Linked DNA regions of Mus musculus: region 2 is linked to region 1. A link is a loop called in an ENCODE intact Hi-C map of the cell type or tissue named here. Cell type or tissue: left cerebral cortex. All regions are shown on one strand. Each heading gives the region's core, and the rest is flanking DNA. Links, peaks and the distances in the headings are about the cores only.

Region 1 (11,382 bases), core at 3,097-5,596:
AGCGCATAAACTGAGGTGTGAGGATTTGCTGGCCATAGGGAGCACTGTGGTGTGAGGATTTGCTGGCCATGGGGAGCATTGTTCCCTGGATGAGATCTTGAACTGTATAAGTGGAGAAAAGAGCACAGTAGCAACAAGCATAAAATGAAACCATTTAAAAGGAATCAAAAGAAACAAAAGGACAGACAGAAGGAGATAAGGAGATGGGAGAGAGGCAAGCATGCAGGGAGAGAAGAGAAAGCAAGCAAAAGAAACTGAGGGAGGGGCCGGTGAGATGGCTCAGCGGGTAAGAGCACTGACTGCCCTCCCGGAGGTCCTGAGTTCAAATCCCAGCAACCACATGGTGGCTCACAACCATCTGTAATGAGATCTGATGCCCTCTTCTGGTGTGTCTGAAGACAGCTACAGTGTATTTACATATAATAAATAAATAAATAAATAAATAATCTTTTTTTAAAAGTTCAAGGCCAGCCTGGTCTACAGAGTGAGTTCCAGGACAGCCAGGGCTACACAGAGAAACCCTGTCTCAAAAAAACAAAAAAACAAAAACAAAAAAACAAAAAACAAAACAAAACAAGCAAACAAGAAAAGGTTGAGGGAAGGAGTTGACATAGTTCAGGGCTTTTTGGCGCTGGAAACTTTTTCCCAAAGGTCTCCGCTCTTGCGCGAGTGTCTGTGACCGTGGAGTTCGTCATCCCGTGCAGTTTTCTTAAAGGCTGGAAAAACATGTGTGTGCCAACACCAATTTCCAATTTGCTAAAGCTTCAGCCCAGCTTGTCATTGCAGAGTCCCAGTTGAACGTGTAGACTGGACCGTGGGCTTCTACCTAAGTCCGGACTGCAGCCTGCGCATGCGTCCCGCAGGACGGTGGCGGTAGGTGGGAGTTTCAAGCTGGGGGGGGGGGGGCGTCACTGGGTCTCCTTGACAACAGATAGACTGCAGAAACATGGGAACCAATGTCCCCCGCCTTGTCATCTCCTGACTGGCTGCCACTCTGACTGTCTTGAGTTACTCCAGGAGCTTGGCAGCATCTTAGGCTTGGGGTTCATAACTTTCATGAGTTTCTTTGCTGAGAAGGGTCTTCTGTAGCCCAGTCTCTCTTCAAACTCAATATGTAGTAGAGGATAACCTTGAACGCCTGATCTTCCTTCCTTCCTCCACTTCCCAAGTGCTGGGACGACAAGCATGCACCCCACACCCAGTTTATGCAGTGCTGGTATCGAACCCACGGCTTTCTGTGAGCCAGACAAGCACTCTACCAACTTAGCTACAGATGTGGTTTGGTTTTGGTTTTGGTTTGTTTTGAGTGGCTGTTTGTTTTTGGAGACGGGGTTTTTCTGTGTAGCCCTGGCTGTCCTGGAACTCTCTCTGTAGACCAGGCTGGCCTCGAACTTATAGATCCACCTGCCTCTGCCTCCTGAATGCTGGAATTAAAGGCTCATGCCAACACAGCCCGGTGTGGATTGATTTCTTAACTGTCTTAGATAAACAACCGGTGGCTCCTGTGCTGACAGATAGAAGCTATTTGCTTCTAGATACAAGCACGTGTTGTGCCAGTTGTGCTGAAAATGGAGTAACTCAAGCCAAACCAACTACTTTACAAAATGGAGCAATGCACGGCCAGACACTGCTCGGACAGCCTGTTCTGTTCAGTCTAGTGTCACCCAGGGCGGGCTGGACTGTTCTCCTTGGCCTATGTACTCATTATGCATGGGTATAAAACAACAAAAACCCACCGTTCTCATGACTCTGAGATTTGAATGGTTTACTATAGAAGCCCTTAGAACAGAGAAGAAAAAAAAAAGAGAGAAGGATGGCACAACAGGAAATGGTCAAGGAGGAAGTTGTACAGATTAGCGTAGGAGAGGTGGCGGCAGTATTGAAAACTGGCAGTCCTTGTACTGCCAAATACAATACTTCAGTCAACCAAGGGAGAAGAACGACATTATTCGAAATCAGGGGAGATGGGTCTGTGTTTAAGATTCATAATAGATCACTGCGGACCTTGCTTTGCAGCTTTGTAAAAAAAAATTTTTCTCCCTTCTTGGCCTCTTGGAACCAGGCCATATGTGCAGTATTGTAGTCATATTGTTATCGTGCCCTGTGTCAAGGTTATCCTTGTATTATTCAAACACCGATTTCCTTGTACATGGCCTTGTAATGCTTATCCTAAGACTCTCCTGCCTGCAAGTTGTGTAAACACTGCTCCCCACTTATTCTCTGACTTGTCAATAAAAGCTGATCAGCCAATGGCTGAGCCAAAGAGAGAACAGGGCTAGACTTCTGATCCCAACCAGGGAGCAGGTGTCTTCAAAGGTCAGAAGACTGTGACAGACCCTGTGGTGTTGAAGGTTTAGAGTTGTGAGCCGACCAGTGTGGGTACTAGGATTTGAACTTGGAGTCCTCTTCACCAGCGGTACAGTGCCCTTAACTTCTGCATTGGATCTCTAATGCCTGGTTTTGTAGAGTCCAGTACTTTAGGCTAGGCTGGTCTGGAACTCACTTTGTAACACACACTAGCCTGGAGCTCACTATAAAGCCTAGGCTGACTTCAAAATCACTATGTAATTGACACTGGCCTCCAACTCTCAGCCATCCCCCTGCCTGAGCCTGCTGTGTGCTGAGATTGCAGGCATGCATACCTTGCCTAGCCAGGCTGTAAAAGCCCCTTAGATTCTCTGGCTGCCAGCCTTCTCTCACTCTCACCCAGCCCAGGGAAGTTGTCAGCTGCCTCCCTGGGTTCCCACAGGAATCCCCCTGGGATGTCTGCACCAAAGCTGTGATAATTGCCATGGTGTAATTCTTTAATAACTGTCTGTCTCCCCTTCCCAGACTGTGTTCCCTAGAAGTCCTCATCACGTTATAATTTCAGCACAATTTAATTATCCATTGTTCATGTCCCTGGGAAATTCCCATGAAGTAAGGGTAATGGCAGAGTTCAGTGGGAAAATTGCAGAAGGGAAGAAGAAAGAAAAGAAAAGAAAAAAAACAAAAGAAAAGAAGAGAAGAGAAGAGAAGAGAAAAGAAAAGAAAAAAGAAAAAAGAAAAGAAAAGAAAAGAGGGAAACCCCAAACACCCTTACATTTATCCCAATAAAATGTATTATTGATAGAAAGATCGCCTCCCATGCACAAAACTCTAGGTTCTATCCCCAGCCTGGAATAAGCTGAGAGAGCTGGTGTCCACCTGGAATCGCAGCGCATGGGAGTTGGCTAAGAAAGGTCGGTTCAAGGTCAGGCTAGGGAAATGGCTCAGTCAGTGGAGTCCTTGCCTTGCAAGCTTGAGGATCTGAGTTCCACTCCCAGAACCCACAAAAAGGCTGGATGGTAGAGTGCACCATAGCATGCAGGAAACTCTGGGGCTGGATGGTAGAGTGCACCATAGCATGCAGGAAACTCACTCTGGGGCTGGATAGTAGAGTGCACCATAGCATGCAGGAAACTCACTCTGGGGCTGGATGGTAGAGTGCACCATAGCATGCAGGAAACTCACTCTGGGGCTGGATGGTAGAGTGCACCATAGCATGCAGGAAACTCTGGGCCCAGTGCCTTCTCTGTGTAAATAGGGTGTCTGGCGCAAGCATGTAATTCTTGCACTTGGAAGGCGAAGGAAAGGAGGACCTGCATTTCAAAGTAATCTCAAGTTATGTACAGCGAGTCTGTGAATACTCCAGACCCTGTACACCAGGTCAGCTTTAGAACCAATACAAGTGAGTTTGGGCTCCCTTGGCCGAGGTGACCCCCCCACCCCAGTGAATACTGTCTTCCATGTATGCTGTGAGATTCTTTTACCCTCCACTCCTTAGGGAAGAGCCACAGTGAGGGGGAACTTTTACTGCTGGGAACTGTGGGGAGTTGGGAGGGCAGGGGCAGCATGCTCTGAGATGAGACCTCAGGACAAAGTCTAGCAGACTTCATGTCACCCAGTAAGTGGAGTAGGATATTTGTGTTCATCCCTGAGCCTCATCCCTGGGGCAGGATCTTGGGGTGGCATCAGAGACTGGATCCTGGGGAACACTGGACTTCCTCGTGTATCTTGCACACCGACAGAGGCTTGATAGCATGTGTGTGTCATGCAGCTGTCGTGTGCAATGCTCCACAGCTCAGCTAAGGGTGGATTAGCACCTCACCCATTCACGTAGCGACTGTGAGAGTTTCCAGACAGTGAGTGCCAAGAAGAGGTAGAGCCAGGCATGGTGGTGCACACCTTTAATGCCAGTGCTGAAGGGCAGAGGCAGGAAGATCACTTTGAATCTAGCCAGCCACGGCTATATTGTGAGGCCATTTCCAAAAGGAAAAGAAGAAAAAGAAATAGAAAAAAAAAAAAAAAAAAGTACCTTCTATAGGCCTCCCAGCAGAGGGCAGAAAAGCAGCGGGGAAAGACTCTTCCGATGTGCTGCTGGTTAGATACTGGTTTATCTTCTCCATCGTTGCACACTTGGTGACCTTCAAGGATGTGGTAGGTGGACTTCACTATGAAAGAGTTGGGGCTGCGTGGAGCCTGGCCAGAAGGAGCTGTACCATGAATCAAAATTCCAGAAGCTTCTGGCACGGGGGTGGGGGTGGGGGAGCCCGCCCAGCCTTCCTGGGAAGGCTGGTCCCCTTTCTTACCTGTGTTTGGGACAGTGCCTTGCTCTGTAGCTCCAGGTGGCCGCGAAGCCTTGAATTTCCTGTCTCAGTGTCCCATTGCCAGGATCACAAGCATGTGTCACCGTACCCCTCCTGGACCTGTAACCATCTAACTCCCTGCCCTCCGTGGGCGTTCATAGCTCAGGGCTTTCTGCGCAGGCTTGCAGACTCCCTGCCCGGCCTGTCTTTCTCTCCCTTTTAAAAATAATAACTGGACAGCTAAGGGGACAAATCTGGTATAGCAGTGGCATGCTCACAGGTCCTTCCTGTCTCCATTTCTGTCTCACGCGGATCCCATTACACACCAAGTAAAATCTCATTTCTCTTCCCTTCTTTTATAAAATAAGCAAATTTGGATCTGTAATTTAGGTTTCACACTTGCCTTGTAGATAATGATGTATAACCCCCGTGTTTCATAAAAGAAGCCACTCCCAGCAAAATTAAATGCTACTAATGCTATGTTCATGCTACTAATTATGCTCAGCACCATGTCCCAACTCCAGAGAAGTCAACCTTCATTCTTTGGTATTTCTTATGTGAGCATATTAAATGTGTCATAAAAAAAATAACTGGTCCTTTGCTGTACATATTTCTTTTCAACTGAACTTATCTGTGTTTGTGCACGTGTACATGTGTGTGTCCATATTGTGGGCGTGCATATGTTGTGGTGTTTTGCGTGGCTGTCAGAAGACAACCTCTGAGAGTCCATTCTCTTTCTATCATGTGGGTCCCAGGGAGCTAGGCATAGTGACAAGTGTCTTTACCCAGGGATCCATCTCACTCTCCCTCTTCTTCCCATTTTAATGGCTGGTCCTTGAGGCCTGCATCCTCTCTCTCTGAAGAGAACTCCCCCTGGGCCCACCCTCATCTCAAGCCCCCTTCCTCCCTGCTGACCTCCATGCCTAGTGTCTCTGGCTCCAGCAGTTCTCTGACAATCTAGGTGGCCATTTGGTAGTTAAATCACTCAGTACCCTGAACAAGGTTAGAACAGTCCATTGCATGTGGTGATATTAATACATGGTATGTACTGGGTCAGCAATAATGATCACTATTGTTGCCATAATGAATTTGCCTGGACTCTTTCATATACAGAATCAAAATAGCTTAAGCATTTTTTAAAAAGATTTATTTATTTATTATGAGTACCCTGTAGCTGTCTTCACACACACCAGAAGAGGGTGTCGGATCACATTACAGATGGTTGTGAGCCACCATGTGGTTGCTGGGAACTGAACTCAGGACCTCTGGAAGAGCAGTCGGTGCTCTTAACTACTGAGCCATCTCTCCAGCCCCCTTAAGCAAAGTTTTTTAAAGTTTATTTTTGTTTTTTATTTTTTGCTTTTCAATACAGGGTTTCATTGTGTAGTTCTGGCTGTCCTGGAACTCACTCTGTAGACTAGGCTGGCCTCGAACTCACAGAGACTCGCCTGCCTCTGCCTGCTAAGCTGGAATGAAAAGTGTGCACCACCACAACATGGTACAAAGTTTTATTTTTTTTAAGGTTTTTATTTTTTATTATATGTATGTGTGTGTCTATGTATGGTAATGTGCCCAAGGGTGCAGATACTCAAGAAAGGCAAAACAGGGCACTGGATGCCCTGGGGCTGGAGTTACAGATGGTTGGGAGCCACCCCGACATGAGTGCTGGGAACTGCAGTCGGGTCCTCTGCAAGAACAGTAAGTATATGCTCCTAACTGCCGAGCCATCCCTTCAGCCCTGAGAACTTGCGGCAGTTCACATGGTTACCACCTGCTCAGAGATGTTCTACCTAGCAACCACATATGTAAGTCCCAAAGAAGACTCTAGTTGGCTCCCTTTGCCAAAGCACCCAGGTTCCTAAGCAGACAGGAAATACCATGAACCAATAACTAGTTGAGATTGGGTGGGGTCCAAGATTGAGGAAAACGGACCTCATGTGTTACCTCGTCCCTTCACTGTCCCACTGGGACAGCTGAAGCCAGGCTTCCCTGCCAACAGAGCAGCCTGTGACATTTTCCCATCCAAAAGGGGGACAGTAGCTGCTTGAGTTTTTGGCAGTGATGTTTGGCATCTTTATGTATGCATGAAATTTTTTGGTCAGGTAACTTATGCTCATTATAAAAACATGGTCAGAAACATGAAAGCACCAATCTCTTCTATCTGCATAGCTTAGAGACTCAGTTTCTCCCGAGTGTGTGTCTTCCTGCTCCTCTGTACTGTGTATGCCCGCTTGCCATGAAGTGTAACTGCCAGGTGGGAAAGCCCCTTCCTCACCTCCACGTGGAGACCCTCCATCGATTCCCCACCAGTGTCACGTGCTTCCACATTTTCTATATTCTTCACCCGTAGCTTTTGAACAGATGTAGCTTTATTTTGCTGTAACCACAGCATGGAGACATTCTAACCTCTTCAGTCCACTCCTGGTTGCTGTCTGCAGCACTGGGGCTCAGTGCGGAATGTCAGCTGTCTACATCACTGCTGGTTAGACTTCCGTCTGCTCCCTGTGCTACACATTTCTCACAGTATTCCCAGTTAGGGATGTAATCTTTCTTCTCTCGGGCCCCTCGTTGGGGGAAGTATTCTTCAAAGTCAGATTCTCAGGATCCTTGTTTCCAAGGCAACAGCTTCACCCAGAGTCATCTCCTCTGCCCTGACCTTGAACTCTGGATTCTCCTGTCTCTACTACCAAAAGTGCTGGGGCATTGCAGGTGTGTGCCACTACACCCTGTTCATTTTTCAATGGCTTATTAAATAGAGACTTCCTACCAAGCCAAGAGCTTCTTTACGAAAGGGAATTACTGGCTAATATAGGAAGTCTGCCTTCAGGAGCAGGCAGACGCCGGCGTCTGAAGTTTCTGTCAGTGCTTTGTTCCTCAGCACTGCCTCTTTACTGGCTAGGTCTGTATTTTTAAAAGCAATTCTTATTTATGTGTGTGTATGTGTGTGGGGTGCTATGGAGGTCGGAAGAGGGTTTCCATCCCCTGAAACTGGAGTTCTGGGTGGTTGTGAGCCATCTGATGTGGGTGTTGGGAATTGAACATCTCTCTGGCCCCATAGGTTCATGTTGGGGATAGGATCACTCTTCATGGTGGCAAGGTCACCACCTCCTGATCTAGATTTATGTCCTAGCAATTGGACACTCACCCAGAAAGCATCTCACCCAAACTCCACTTCAAATGCAGCAGGCTTTCCCAGGTTTGTCTATTTACCCACTGTTCTCTGCCCACATGGCCTCCAGTCTGAGACCGGCCTTTCCCTAGCACTCATTTAACCCTTTCCACATCAGCTATGATTTGAATGCGTTCCCCATGTTCCCATTTGGAACCCCACATCCAACATGGCTGATGTGTGGCCTTGAGTAGGCAGGAAGCCTCATGACTCTCCACTCATCAATGGGAGGAGGTGCCATCTATGAACCAGGAAACACATCCTCTCAGATACAAAATCTGCCCAAACCTTATTCTGGCCTTCCACCCTGCACCACTATGGGGAATTGTTCGGTATAAACTACCAAAGGTATGTCAAGTGGAAACTTAAGGGTTCTTTAGAGAGTCACTTCTGTGGGATGGTGCTTTGCTGGGGCAAACACATGAAAGAGTGTTTTCCTGAAGTGGACACTGGTGAAAGGCTAAGGCACACTTGTGAAGGAACGTTTCACTGAAGCAGACACAGGAGAGAGGATGTCCTGCTAAAGCAGGCATCTGAAAGGACACGTGATGACAACAGGCATGTATTGGTTCGCCTTACATTGTATAGTTGAGCTCCATTTGTTGGGACTCCAAGGAGAGAAACACACCAAAAAAACTTCTGATTGTTTGCCGAGGCTTTTTTTGTCACTTCCTTGGACTCGGGCTGATTGAGAGAGTGATGTCAGCTGATTCAGACGCAGGTGCTTGGACAAGACCTCCATGTTTGGAGGGTATAAATAGGACTCTACAGACAGTGCAGGAGGCTGAACTTGGCTTGCTTATAGAGCTAGTTGTGCAATGCTTGTGGATTTCGAGTCTACTAATCTTTGCTTCCCTGAGAGACACAGCCAAGAACTTCTGGTATTCTTCCTGGTCCCCAAGGCTGACTTATGCCAAGGCTGAGGCCTGGCTGTTCCTGCTAGGTTGGGCCCCCACTGCTGATTTGTGTTTGACTGAACTGGACTGCTGGCATATCCATCAAGTGTTTGCGAATAGATCGAGCTGTCGCTGCTGCCTCCTGTGAACTGCTACAGATTTCCTGAGAACATAGATGGGAGTTGCTCCAAAGAACCATTTCTTTCTTTTTCTTTTTTTTTTTTTAAAGATTTATTATTATAAATAAGTACACTGTAGCTGTCTTCAGATGCACCAGAAAAGGGTGTCAGATCTCATTACTGGTGGTTTTGAGCCACCATGTGGTTGCTGGGATTTGAACTCTGGACCTTTGAAAGAACAGTCAGTGCTCTTATCCGCTGAGCCAGCTCACCAGCCCCAAAGAACCATTTCTAAACAGGTCCATTTCCCCTGTATCCTTTCTTTTCTACTACCTCTAGTGGATGGTGGGCTAAAAGGGAGGTTAAAGCATTTAAGAGCCTCCATTAAAAAGTAGACTTTGAGAAAATGAAAGTTACATATCTGGCTGGTTTTTAGAGTAGCTGGAACTAACTCCACACTCCACAGCCTACTGCCTTTTCTTTCTTCTGTAACTTGAATCTAGGGTACTTCTGACCTCTCTTTGTCTCTCTCCAACTGGAACTTTTCATGGAGACAGTCCCCACCTCCCTAGTATGTGTGCAACTGGCAGCTGGGACTCTGCCCAGCCATCAACTGATCAAAGGTGTTGGACCAGGATGAGTGGAAGAGCCGAGACTCAGACCAAAACTTAAATCAGAGAAACAAGTGCCCCTTGCCCATGCCCACCCTGGCCAACAACTTGCATACACTTCTGGTCTCTATCACTGGAGCCCAAACTGCCTGATCACTTCTTTAAAGTATCTTTTTCTGTACTGTGTATTCATGCATGCTCATGAATGGTCATAGGCACCTGAGTACAACTACCCTAAGCCACGTGTTAGATGCCCAAGAGCAGGGGTTACAGGTGGTTGTGAGCCACCAGACATGAATGTTGGGGAAAGCTTGGATGCTTCTCAAGATATCTTCTCAACAACAGCACCCTTCAAATAAAACAAAAATCCCACTAGTGTGTATCCCTGCCTTCGGCCACTCTGCCTGCACACCCTTCGTAGCCCGCCTGTCAGTTTCTTAGATTAGCTAGCTCCAGAGGGCAGATATCACATGCAGGAAGTAAACACTGATTGAAAGAGAATGGTCAACATTATAGCCTGGACCCAAAGGTCAGGTAGGTTCTCATGTCAAATCCAATCCCAGCCAGAGAAAGTACAATCCCAAGAAAGTACAAGCATAGATAGATAGATAGATAGATAGATAGATAGATAGATAGATAGATAGATAGATAGATAGATAGATAAAAGCTGGGCACAGTGGTGCACCCCTTTAATCCCAGTACTTGGGAGGCAGGCTTGGAACTACATAGGGAGTTCCAGGATAGCCATTCGAATATAGTGAGACCTTGTTTCAAACTTTCAAAATTAAAACCAAGTATACATACACCAGCTATGTTAAGCCTCCCAAATGTGTTATTAGTTAAGTGACCATGCACATTAAGATTCTTTTGTAGCCCGGCGTGGTGGCGCACGCCTTTAATCCCAGCACTTGGGAGGTAGAGGCAGGCGGATTTCTGAGTTTGAGGCCAGCCTGGTCTACAGAGTGAGTTCCAGGACAGCCAGAGCTATACAGAGAAACCCTGTCTCAAAAAACAAACAAACAAAAAAAAAACAAACAAAAAAAAGATTCTTTTGTGCTTAATACAGGCTACTCAGGTAGAACACAAAGCCTTGTGCTGACAAGGGGACACTGCAGCACTGTGTTTCCATGAGGTAGTGGGAAGGGCTTAGATAGGCCAAGAGTCCCATCAGGAAGGATTCTTACCCTCTGGGCTCACCACTAATCCTCGTTGGCCTCAGAACTTGCTATGGCATAAAAAGTATTTTTAAGATGGCTGCTGTTGGATGAGAAAATTCCCTTGCCTGGGGGCAAGGGCAGTCCTATTAGCATACCTGACCAGAAGCCTAGCAGAATGCCTACAGAGTGGATTGGCCCACATTCCTGCAAAGACTGTCACACGTGATTGTCACCAGTGATGTCTTCCATGCACGCCGCCTTATGTGTTAGCATCTCAAGCAGCTTCCGAACTTCCCCAGCTGTTAGGACATTTCACCCGTGAATCCAGATGTTTGCATTGGTTGTCATTGATTCCATAACAAACCTGGTTCTTATATACATAACAGTTTAAATAGAGGAAGACTGTGAGAAGAGGCGGCCTATGAATAGGGAGTCCCAATTTCGGACGGTTATAAGTTTTAGCAATCTGCAATTATTACTATATGAATTTATATGTGGAAAAAATCTAGAACAAAGCAGAGGTGCTAAGAAATGAAAAGGCCAGGTATTAAATAAAGAGTTGAGCAAAAACTGGAAAATGGGAAATCATTAAAAGCCACGGGGCTGGAGAGATGGCTCAGCAGTTAAGAGTGCTGACTATTCTTCCAGAGGATCCGAGTTCAATTCCCAGCAACCACATGGTGGCTCACAACCATCTGTAATGGGATCTGATGCCCTCTTCTGGTGTGTCTGAAGACAGTGACAGTGTACTCATAGACATAAAATAAATAAATTCTAAAAAATTAAAAAATAGCCAGTGAACATTAACCACAGCGAACACTTT
Region 2 (11,382 bases), core at 3,752-6,251, 54 kb before region 1:
CAACCAGGTGTGGTGGTGGCACAGGCCTTAAATCCTAGTACTCAAGATGACTGAGTTCAAGGCCAGCTTGGTGGACAGAGTGAGTTCCAGGACAGCCAGAGTCACACAGAGAAACACTGTCTTGAAAAATCAAAACAAACAAATAAATAAACACATTAATTAATTTAAAAAATCACTTATTATGGGGCTGGAGCGAGGTCGCAGCAGTTGAAAGCATATATTGCACTTTCTGAGAACCTGAGTTTTGTTCCCAGCACCTGTATCCAGGGTTCACAACTGCCCGTGGTTCCAGCTCCTAGATACCCTGTGCTTCCACAGGCACCTGCACTTACACATACCCCACCACCACCACACACCACACACACACACACACACACACACACACACACACACACCACACACACACCACACACACACACACACACATCACACACACCACACACACACCACACACACCACACACACACCACACACACCACACACACACACACCACACACACACACACATCACACACACCACACACACACACACACACACCACACACACACACACCACACATACCACACACACACCACACACACACACACACCACACATCACACCACACACACACACACACACACACACACACAGTTTAAAGTAATATAAATAACCTTCCTGTAAAAGACCTATTATTTGTGTGTATGTGTGCTTGGCTGAGATTATATGCACCACATGTATGCAAGTTCCCACAGTGGTCAGAAGGTGGCAGCAGCTCCCTGGAACTGGAGCAACGTGTTATGGTTGCAGCTCTCTCCAAGAACAATCAGTGCTATAAAACGTCAGCAGTCTCTATACCCCACTTTTTTATAAAAAAGAAAAAACCACATTTACATGTAAGGGTGCTTGCCTGCATGTGGTATGTTTATACCACATGCATCCAGTATCCATGGAGGCCAGAAGAGGGATTCCCGAGAACTGTAGATACGCATAGCTGGCTCTGAACCATCATGTAGGTCCTGGGGCTTGAGATCCTCTGGGAGAGCAGCCAGCCAGAGCTGTTACCACACAGCCACCTCTCCAGTACCCACCCCCAAATGTGGTTACTATAAAACTTAAATACACTCATGGCTTGGGCTCTGTTTATACTAGACAGTAAATACCATTCTCATCTCAAGAAACAGAATAAAAAGATACATTGTTATAAACATGCAAATGGTTTAAATGGTGATAAATGGCTGTGGGAGGTATAGGGCAGGGGAACTATACCTCCTGCTGGGGCTGGGACTGTGTTCACATTTTTAACTGGACTGACTGGAGAACCCTTCCCTAAAGACTCAGGTCTTTAAAGACCTGAGTGACTCTAACCAGCAGGCTACTGGGGTGCAGGGACAAAGCAAAGGCCCTGGGACAGGAATGTGCCTTGTGTCTGCAGCTGAAATGAGAAGAGGGCAGGAGGTGAGGTGGCAAGGACAGTAAAGGTTGCCACCACGGTTGACACTCTAAGATGGGGCCCAGGTGGGGCACGGCTGACGTTTTGTGCACCGCTCGGTCGTGCCTGCCCCATAATTACAGGTTGATTGCCCAGTCCCTGAAGTCTCTCTGGCTTCATGCATTCACTCGTTCTCACGTTCAGTCAACATTCTCAGAGGCCTTTCAGAGCCCAGGCTCTGGAAACCTGTCACGAGTTGCTGGGGCCCTGCCTTTCAGCAGGTCTTGGGGTATGGACCCAGCTAAGTCTCAAGACTCTTTAAGAAAGCTTGCAAGAGGCAGTCAGGGTGTCTGGGCCTTTCCCCCTACTTCCAGGGATGCTGACTAGGAAACACAGCCAATTCAGGGTTGTCCAATATCCTGCAGAAAATGGCCCACAGCAAGCAGCCCCTACTGACCCACCGCCTCATCCCCACTCAGACAACACCTGAAGACACCTGCATCTCTGCTTTCCATTTTCACTTCTGTGTACCAGGCTAATGGCACCTCCAACACACACCTTAGGGGCATCCATCCAAGCGCTCAGCTTGTTCAAGAGGTGTCCTCCCAGATCTTGTTCTCTCAAGCTTGCCCCAGGAGCCTCTCCCACATGCAAACCTCCTCTGCCTCGGGACCCTCTTGGCCCTCCTCACACACACCAACCTCAGTAGCCTGGTTCCCACTCACTTTGGCCCCCTGTGCTCCACAAATGGTCAGCCCAAAGAGCCGAGGATCGCCCCAGGCTCCAGTGTGGTAGATACACCCAGAGCCAAGCCCCATCCCAGGGACTTTAACCCACCCCACCCACTTGCTTCCTCTCCAGCCCTGTAGCCTTTGACCAGGAAGAGTTTGGTGGCTTTGTACCTCACAGCCCTGCTGTTCCCAACAGCTTAAGAGCAGCCGCAAGCCTCCTCAGACCAAGAGTCCAGGCCCAGAACCCCGGAGTGGGATCTCCAGCCCTGTCTCCATTGGACACGGGTGATGTCGAGAGGTTTGCTGCAGCCGTGGGTCGGAAGTGGGGATGTGGGGATTCAGGGAAGTTAACCAAGCCAAGAGGGTGGGCCCAGGGCCTGGCCCCAAATGGCTGAGCCCCAGCCACACACCCCTCCCTCAGGCAGCAGGAATGCGGTGCCAGGACTCATTAGTGTCACTTAGGCAGGTGAGAGCACCTGGGAGGAGCAGACAGAGCTGTGTGGAAAAGGAAAGCAGCCAGGGCCCCGCCCGCCTGGGCAGAGGCTGGGGCAGCACCAAGCTTATGACCTCAGCTAATGGGTGACATAGATCCCGTCCTGCCCCAGCCTCCTCCCTCAGACTCAAGGGGCCAGGACCCACCTTCTTCCCTCAGACACAGGGGTCCTGACCCCAGCTCTCCTCCCTCAGGCCCAGACGTCCAGACCCCAGTTTCTCTCTCAGATTCAGGGGTCCAGAACCCAACCTCTTCCTACAAACCCAGGGGTACTGACCCCAGCCCAGCCTCCTCCCTCAGTCCTAGATTGGTCAGGACCCGGTCCTTTTTCCTCAGACCCTGGGATCCTGGCCCCAGCCCTTCTCCCTCAGGTACAGAAGTCCAGACCTCAGCTTTCCTCCCTCAGGCACACGAGTCCAGACCTCAGCCCTCCTCCTTCAGACACATGAGTCCAGACCTCAGCCCTCCTCCTTCAGACACATGAGTCCAGACCTCAGCCCTCCTCCTTTAGACACTAGGGTCCAGACCTCTGCTCTCCTCGCTCAGACACTGGGTTCCACGCTCAGCTTCTTCCCTCTGACTTGGGGTACCTGGCTCATTATCGCTCTGGGAGCATGGATCCTAACTCCCTCTCGTCCCGACCCAGCGCCCTATGGCATAGCTCCTTTATCCCGCGGATCCCGAGGCTACCTGGGCGCCTGGCGGTAGAGATGGGGAGGCCTCCGAGTCCAGATCCTCTCCAGCACCCAGGTGAGGCCGGCTCTGCGGTCCAGCAAGAGGTGGGGCCTCTCCCGTCAGGAAGGCAGGACCGGGTTCTGACGTCTCCTGACACCTGCCGGGCTGGGCGGGGGGCGGGGCCTGGCACAGCAGCCAGCAAAGATAGAACCTGTTGCCAAGTGGGCGGCTGTGGGCAAAGGTGAAGGGCTGGCACAGAGCCGGACTAAGTATGCTAGGGTTCGAATCTCCCTCCAGCCTTCTGAACCTTCACTTTCTTCGCTAGGAATTGAGGCTCATGAGATCAACAAAAATTATTTGAGGAAAAGGACCCAGGTCTCTGTTCTGTTTTATCGTGGTTTTTTTTTTTTTTTTCTTTCTTTCTTTCTTTCTTAGAATCTCAGTTTCCTGAACCCTGGAAGTGGGATGCCCCAATCCTCAGATATGATGTCAAAATGCTATGCCAGCCTCAGGCTTGGGTCTTCTCCTCAATCGAGAAGGTGATCGAGGAGGAGACATCGGGTGATCATGCCTACGATAAACTTGTGGCTTAAGAGGTGTTAAGAGGTATGGCTTACAGAACAATTTATTTTTGTTTTTTGTTTTTCAGATACAGGGTCTTAAGTAGCCCAGGCTCGCCTGGAACTCATCATGTAGCTGAGGCTGGTCTTGAACTCCTGATTACTATTATGATGTTTAAAAAAAAAAAAAAGCCACAGGGCCAGGCACACCAGGTCCCTGTGTTCCCCACCTCGGTCCAGTCTATATCTTCACTCTCTGTGAGATGGAAACCACACAAACCTACCTCAAATCCATTCTCCTACACTGGAGGGGAGTTTAGTTATACATTAAAGTGCCCATGTCCATTGTGAGGCTTGGTGGCACACTCTTGTCATCGCGGCCCTTGAGAGGCTCAGGCAGGAAGGTTGGGGGTTGAGGTCAACTCGGTCTACACAGTGAGTTCAGAAGCTATCTCCAAAAAAAACAAAAAACACAAAAAAAACAAACAAAAAAAACTCACAAAAAAACAAAAAACCAAAACAAAACAAAAAACCAAAACAACTAACTAAACCAAGTCAAATCAAAACAAACTGGGACACCCAGCCAAACACATCCTTCTCTGTTCCTGTCCCTGCCTGTCGCGACCCCTCTCTCTCTGGTCCACAGCTTTTTCCTCCTCTGACATCTGACACGGTAGTCCTGAGAGCTGGGGAATGGAGACCATGACTCAGGTGTTCTATCATGCAACGTTCCAAGCACTGCCTCAGTTTCCCCTTCTGCAGAACAGACCGTGTGACGCTGTCAGAGATGACCCCAGGCTGTCTGGCACAAGGTGGGAATCCGGGCTGGGTGACTACAACCTTCCCCTTACCTCTCCCTGACCCTGGGGTCGCTTGCACCCAGGGTGAATGTCTTGACCCACCCCTCTCCAAGACCCCCCGCTGTACCCCACCGGCTCCGGCCTCCCCAGGTCTGACAGGCTCTGGCCAACCCTTGGGGCGCACCACGGGGGGGAGGTCCCCGGACACTCACCGGCGCCCAGGGCGGTCCAGAGGCCTCGGCCTGGACAGAAAAGGAGGCGGGGCCTGCAGTGGACGGCCCCACCCACAGGTAGGCATTACAGACCAATCAGCACTTGCTGCGGCCCGCTCAGACCTCGCCCCTGGGGCTCAGTGCTGCCCAATCAAAAAGAGCGGCTGGCGCGCCAGGCCAATCAGAAGTTGGCAAAGCGTGCCAGGCGTGGGAAAAGAACCTGGCCGAGAATGTGCGGCAGTAGGCGGGACCCGGGCCTGATGGCCAGCAGGAAGCACCAATAGAGATGCTTGGGGAGCGGCCAGCAGCTGCTGGTTCAAGGGGACAGGGTGAATGGGCTGCTTTGTAAACAGGCATGAATGGATGCCTTTGTGCGCACCCGTAGGGGGCGGCGGGAGGCCGGAATGCCTGGGTCCCCCGGGAGCCGGCGTGAGGACACACACCAAGAAACTGCTTTTGTAGAGTGCAGACCGTGAGCAGACCCAAAGCAGGTGGATGGGTCAGAATCATTTATTGAGCTCAAAGATGTGTGAAGCGTTTCCACTACGTAATTTCACTAAAGCCTTGAACTTGGTGCGATTGAGACCTTATATGGAGACTCAGTAGAGGGTTAGCCTAGCATGCACGAAGCCCTGGGTTCCACCCAGTCACCTTGCAAAGCAGGAGTGATGGCACCAGAGAATCATTCCAGCCCTGGAGAACTGGAGGTTGGAGGATCAGGAGTTCAAGGTCATCCTACAGCTATGTAAAGATTTCTAGGCCAGCCTAGATTATAGGAGACCCTGTCTCAGAAAACAAAGCAAAAACCCCAACCTCATCTGGAGGACCACACCTACCATCCTAGCTAGCATTGCCGGGCTGAGGCAGGAGGACTGCAATGAGTTGAGGTCATGGGTTTAAACAAAGTGATTGAGAAACTTAGTGTGACCCTGTCTCAAAGTACAAAAAGAGGGCTTAAGATGTGGCTCAGTTATAGGGCACTTGAGCTATAAAGCACTAAGTTTACATCACCTTACTGCAAAAATAAATAAATCAGCAAACAAACGATAAGTAAATACCAAAGTCCCCAAAGCCCTCACCACATAGATACACTCCACCTTGTCTTCCAACTGCTTAGCTCGTGTTGTTTCATAGTCCCTTAAGCACTTGGGTCTGCCTCAGCTTTGAACAGTCTCCTAAACTTGCTGTTTCCTTGTGTATGTGTGTGAGTGTATGGCTCTCTGTGTGTGTGTGTGTGTGTGTGTGTGTATGGCTTTTTTACCTGCATATATGTATGTGTACTGTGTGCATACAGTGCGGTCGGAGGCCAGAAGAGGATGTCAAATTTCCTGCAACTGGAGTTACAGATGATTCTGAGCTGTCCTGTGGGTACTGGGAATTGAACCCAGGTCCTCTGGAAGAACAGTTTCTGCTCTTAACCACTGAGCCACTGCTGCAGGCCTGCTTCTTTGCTTCGGAGACAGGGTTTCATTCTGCAGCTCTGCCATCCTGGCACTCTATTGTCCATTTGGACATGACAGCTCAGGTGTCTGTAGCCAACCAACCGTACCTGCCAACTACGGATATCATCCACTCCATCAAGGCTAAATCTACCCAGCAACTGGTGATGTCATCATCTGTCTTTACTGGCCTGGTTGCAGAGGCAGCTTCAGTTCTGCTTGCTCAGCCTAAGGGGAGGTGAGACTACCTGCATAACAGAGGATGACTGTGAACTTCTGATCGCTCTGCCTTTGCCGCCTGAGTGTAGGAATGACTGGTATGCACCACCACACATGGCTTAGCAGGCTTTGGTTGCCGGGGATTTTCTCTGATCTGCAAACCCATGCCACTCTAATGCCTGCTAACATTTAGTGAGAACACACACAGTTCTAAGCTCTCACTGTACATTAAATCCCACAACATGGACCCACCAGCTCTATGCATTTGGTCCTGCTGCTGCACACATTTTACAGGCGTGGGCACAGAGACCGGGCTGCCTCAGTGAGATCAATTCCTGTCTCTATGATACCACCAGGGATAAGGCAAGACCAAAGAATCAAGTCCAAAGGACGAATGCCCCTGCCTCTAAACCTCTCGCCATCCTCCATTACACCATCCAGAATACATGCTTGAGTTAAAGTCCCAATATGTCTCCTTGGAGACCTTGATACACGCACACACACACACACACACACACACACACCATCATCATCATCATCATCATCATCACCACCACCACCACCTACAGGATACTCTCAGTTATATTGTGAGCCCGTTGTTATCTGTGTGTGGTCTTCTCCTGAGGTTCCCCGTGGGTAAATAAGCTGAAATAGGGAAATCAGTGAATGAAACACGCAGACATGTGTGGCCAGAGAAAGAAATAGACCATGAAAGCTTTCTTAATCCCAGCCCTCAGAATGACCTGGGTCTAGAGAACCTAAGCAATAGCCTGGAATGTGTGGGGAAATCCAGCAAGGAGCTAAGATACTACACAAAAATGAAAGATGTTGTCTGGGTCTGAGGCTCAGTTGGTACAGTGCCTGCCCAGCATGCATGAAGCCTTGGGTTAGGTCCCCAGCATCACATGAACGGAGTGAAGGGACACACACCTGTAATTCCACCATTTTGGAGGTGGAGGCAGCAGGATCCAGAGTTCAAGATTTCACATCACCCCAGCCAGAGTGGCCCTCATTGAGAAACAAACACCAGACCAGCAAAATGACTTACCAGGGGGAAGTGCTTGCCACCAAACCCCATTCACAGAGTTCAACCCCTGGGCCCACATCAGGAGGCAACAACCAGCTGGTCTACATAGTGAGTTCTGGGCCAGGTAGGGCTACACACGGAAGCCTTGTCAGAAAAACAAATGAGGACTGAGATGGCATCAAGGTAAAGGGTAATTTTCACCAAGCCTGATGACCCACGTGGTGGGAGAACCAGCCCCCCATGCTGCCCTCTGACCTCTACAGTGTGCCGTGGCAGCATGCACCCCACTCATGCTTGTGCATGCGCACATACAAACACATACAGACAGGAGAGGGACAGGAATACTCCGCTGGGAAAGTCGCCTGTTGGCAAGCCTACTGACACGCAGGACCAACTCCTGAACATTTTTCTCTGCCCTGAGCACATACACTGTGGTTGTGGCTGCTCTGCACAAACATACTTCCCCACTAATAATGAGTACCTTTTATTTATTTTATTTATTTTTCAGTTTTCCCAGACAGGGTTTCTCTGTGTAGCCTTAGCTGTCCTGAAACTCACTCTATACACCAGGCTGGCCTTGAACTCAGAGATCTGCCTACCTCTGTCTCCAAAGTTCTGGAACTAAAGGCATGTGCCACCACTGCCCGGCTCATAAACATATTCTTAAAAACTAAAAATAGCTGGGGAGATGGCCCAGTGATTAAGAGCATGTGCTGATTTTCCTGATGACCCAAGTTCAACTCCCGGCACCCACATCAGGCAGCCCACAACTACTTGTAACTCCAGCTTCAAGCTGACACCCGTTCTGGCCCCAGGGGCATCTGTATTCCCATGTACATACCCACCCACTCATAGACAGATAGACATGTATGTGCATGCACACACATTAAAACAATTTGTTTTTAGTTTATGTGTATGAGTGTTCGTCTGCAGCACATTTGTGTAGTGTCTGCGGAGACCAGAAGACAGCATAGCTTTCCTGAAACTAGAATTACAAGTGATTGTTTGCAGCCAAGTGGATCCTGAGTATTGAACCGGGGTCTTCCACAAGAGCAGTGCATGTTCTTAACCACCAAGTTTTCTCTTCTGCCCCTAAATGTTTTTTAAAAAACTAAAAATTTGAGCTGGAGAGAGCTCAGCTGTTCAGCTGATCGCTGCTCTTGCAGAGGTCCTAGATTGGGTTCCATCTCAGAAACACCTATAACTCCAGTCCAGGTTATCTGACGCCCTCTTCTGGCCTTTAACGGCACTGCACTCTCATGATGCACATAAATACAGGCAAGTGTACACAGATACACATAACATTTTGTTTTGTTTTTGGAGACAGGGTTTAGCTGCCCTAGAATTTCCTTTTTCAGACCAAGCTGGCCTCAAACTCATAGAGATCCACCTGCCTCTGCTTGGATTAAAGGTGTGCATTGTTATGCCGGGTTCACAGAAAGATTTTAAAAAATGAATCTAAAAAAAAAAAAAACCAAAAACAAAATAAAAACCAGGGGCAACAGAGATAGCCTAGAGGTTAAGATCACCAGCTGTTCTTGTGGTGAACCCAGCTTCTATTGTAGCATCTGTATGAATGCACACAACCATCTGTGATTCCAATTCTAGGGCATTCAACACATTTTTCTGGTCTTTGCAGGCACCAGGCATGCATATATACATACAGATAAAAGGCATAAAATAAAAAAGTAATTTTACTTATGTAGGCAAAACACAGATGCACATCAAAAAATGCACTTAAAATAATAACCTCTTTTTTTTTTTTTTTTTTTTACATTGTAAAGCTAATCCAAAATTAGAAGTACCATCCGAGCAGCTCTCCACATGTGGACGTGCACCTAGAGCACGCTGAGGGTTTAGACCACAGGCACATCTGCTCATCCATGCTCACTGCTTCTCTATTCACAAAAACCAGGAAGTGGAAGCAGCCTAGATGTCTAGCAACCGATGAATAGATAGAGAATGTGGTGCAGACACAATGGAGCTTTATTCCACTGTAACGAGGAATCATGTTCTCTGTGGGAAGATAGATGGGACTGCAAATCACGCTAAAGGATCTCAGACAGCTTCAAAAAGACAACTACTGCATGCTTTATCTCACAGGTAGACTCTAGATTAAGATATATTACAAATAAGAATCATACATGATATGTTTCACTATATATATATATATATATATATCACAAAAAAAAAAAAATAGAAGGGATTCGTGTGTGGCAGTTCAAGCCTGTCATTCCAGCACTTGTGAGATGGGTGCAGGAAGACCTTCAGGTCAAGGACAACCTGGGCTTACCCGAAGTGCTGGGTTAGCCTGGGCTATGTGAGATAGTGTCCCTAAAAAGAAAAGGCCAGGCAGTGGTGGCGCACACATTCAGTTCCAGCACTCGGGAGGCAGCAATAGGCAGATCTCTGTGAATCTGAGGCTAGCCTGGTCTACATAGTAAGTTCCAGGACAGCCAGGGTTATATAGTGAGAACCTGTCTCGACAACAACAACAAAAAAAAACAAAAAAACAAAAAAACAAAAAAAACAAAAAAAAAAAGGAAAGAAAGAAAGAAAAGAAAAATAAGAGCTAAGAAGATGGCTCAGTCAGTAAAGTGCTTGCAGTGCAAAAACAAAGAACTGGGTTTCCAGTCCCTCCTCCTCCACACCCCCATCACCCATGTAACAAACCAGGTGCAAGCCGATAATCTCTGGGCAGACAAAGGCAGGAGGGTCCCCAGGGCTCACTAGTCAGCCAGGAGAGCTAAATTGGCATGTGCGGGGTTCAGTCAGAGACCCTGTCTCAACAAATGCAGAGAAGAGCATGCGGGATAGTTCAGCCAGAAAAACTGTGTGCTGCCTCATCTGAGGACCTGAATCTCATCCAGGGACCCCCGTGGTGGTGAGAAGTGGGAAATCAGTCTCTGAGCAGGGAAAGAGGGCAGAAAAGAGACCAAGAGAGTCACAGGTTGGATATGACACAAGCACACTCCAAATATTTCTGAAAATTATGTAATTAACCCACCCCTTTTCATTTTAATTTTGAAACTAAAACATAGAATTAGACACATGAACTTATAGAGCCCGCCCACCCCACCCCCAAGCACGAATCAGAAGCGGAAAGGAGAAAAGATGGGGAGTCAGGGTTGGATGGCTGCCCCATGGTGCAAAAGAGTTTTGAGTGAGCACAAAAGGTGGGGGACCTTGGACTCCAGAGAGCAAGGGGTGAGCTTGTGTTTCTGCCTGTAAATGTTCTCCAAGGCAAAGGCTCGGATGATGCCAGCATTATTTTTGGTTGCTGTTGTTCTGGTCCATGTGACTCTGGGCTGGAAGTAGCCCCAGGACCAGAGAGAGTTGGCAGCCTCCTGTGGTTCAGGGACAAGTGGCAGGCCCTGCTCTGCAAAAAGAAATATTTAGAGTGCCTACTGTGTTCTGGGCATTGCTCCCGTTTGGGGCTAGCTGGATTTCCTGCATAAAGCAAGAGATGAGAAACTCCCCAGCTAATCTGAAGAAGGCCACTCAAGTAAGCTGCAGCCATGACAGAAGAAACTGAGACGGAGACAATTCCGAGTCTGTCTTCCACGGATAGTAACTCTGCACCCACCCTTGAGCAGTTCCTGGAGCTAATGAGGCACTTCACGACAGACCCTGACCCTAACGAGGAGACTGTGGAGGTCTCAGCTGACTCATTCAAAATGACAAAAGGAGGCACTAGGATTCGGTTCCTATATGCAAGGCGTGAGATGGGACTCAAGCAGTTGTCCGTGGTCCACACATCTGAGCTGGAGTCAAGGGAACATAGTTTTCTGTCTCAATTTGTCAGAAGCGATGGG

The links. Hi-C counts contacts between places; a loop is a spot of excess contacts. Peaks named below come from ENCODE experiments on the same cell type or tissue, not always from the same donor. Only the 100,000 strongest peaks of a DNase experiment are listed, where the experiment ranks them.
Region 2: it touches region 1 in a loop (5-fold over the local background); 1 of 42 quality-filtered maps calls a loop at or near these places.

The regions. Positions count from the first base shown.
Region 1 is chr7:44,720,124-44,731,505 of GRCm38, forward strand. Zfp473 (zinc finger protein 473) reads right to left here. Exons shown (of 5, transcript NM_001289836.1): 5 at 11,359-11,382. Among named protein-coding and RNA genes, the nearest start is that of Izumo2, 17 kb to the left of the region's middle. In left cerebral cortex, for the core only: a CTCF peak has its summit at 4,365 (motif pointing right); a DNase peak (open chromatin) is centred at 4,301.
Region 2 is chr7:44,665,918-44,677,299 of GRCm38, forward strand. Myh14 (myosin, heavy polypeptide 14) reads right to left here and starts at 4,926. Exons shown (of 42, transcript NM_001271540.1): 1 at 4,883-4,926. It overlaps 2310016G11Rik (RIKEN cDNA 2310016G11 gene), which reads left to right and starts at 2,316. Exons shown (of 5, transcript NR_152106.1): 1 at 2,316-2,440; 2 at 3,282-3,385; 3 at 3,746-3,916; 4 at 4,517-4,682. In left cerebral cortex, for the core only: a CTCF peak has its summit at 5,264 (motif pointing right); a DNase peak (open chromatin) is centred at 5,101; H3K4me3 peaks cover 1,119 bases; H3K27ac peaks cover 1,150 bases.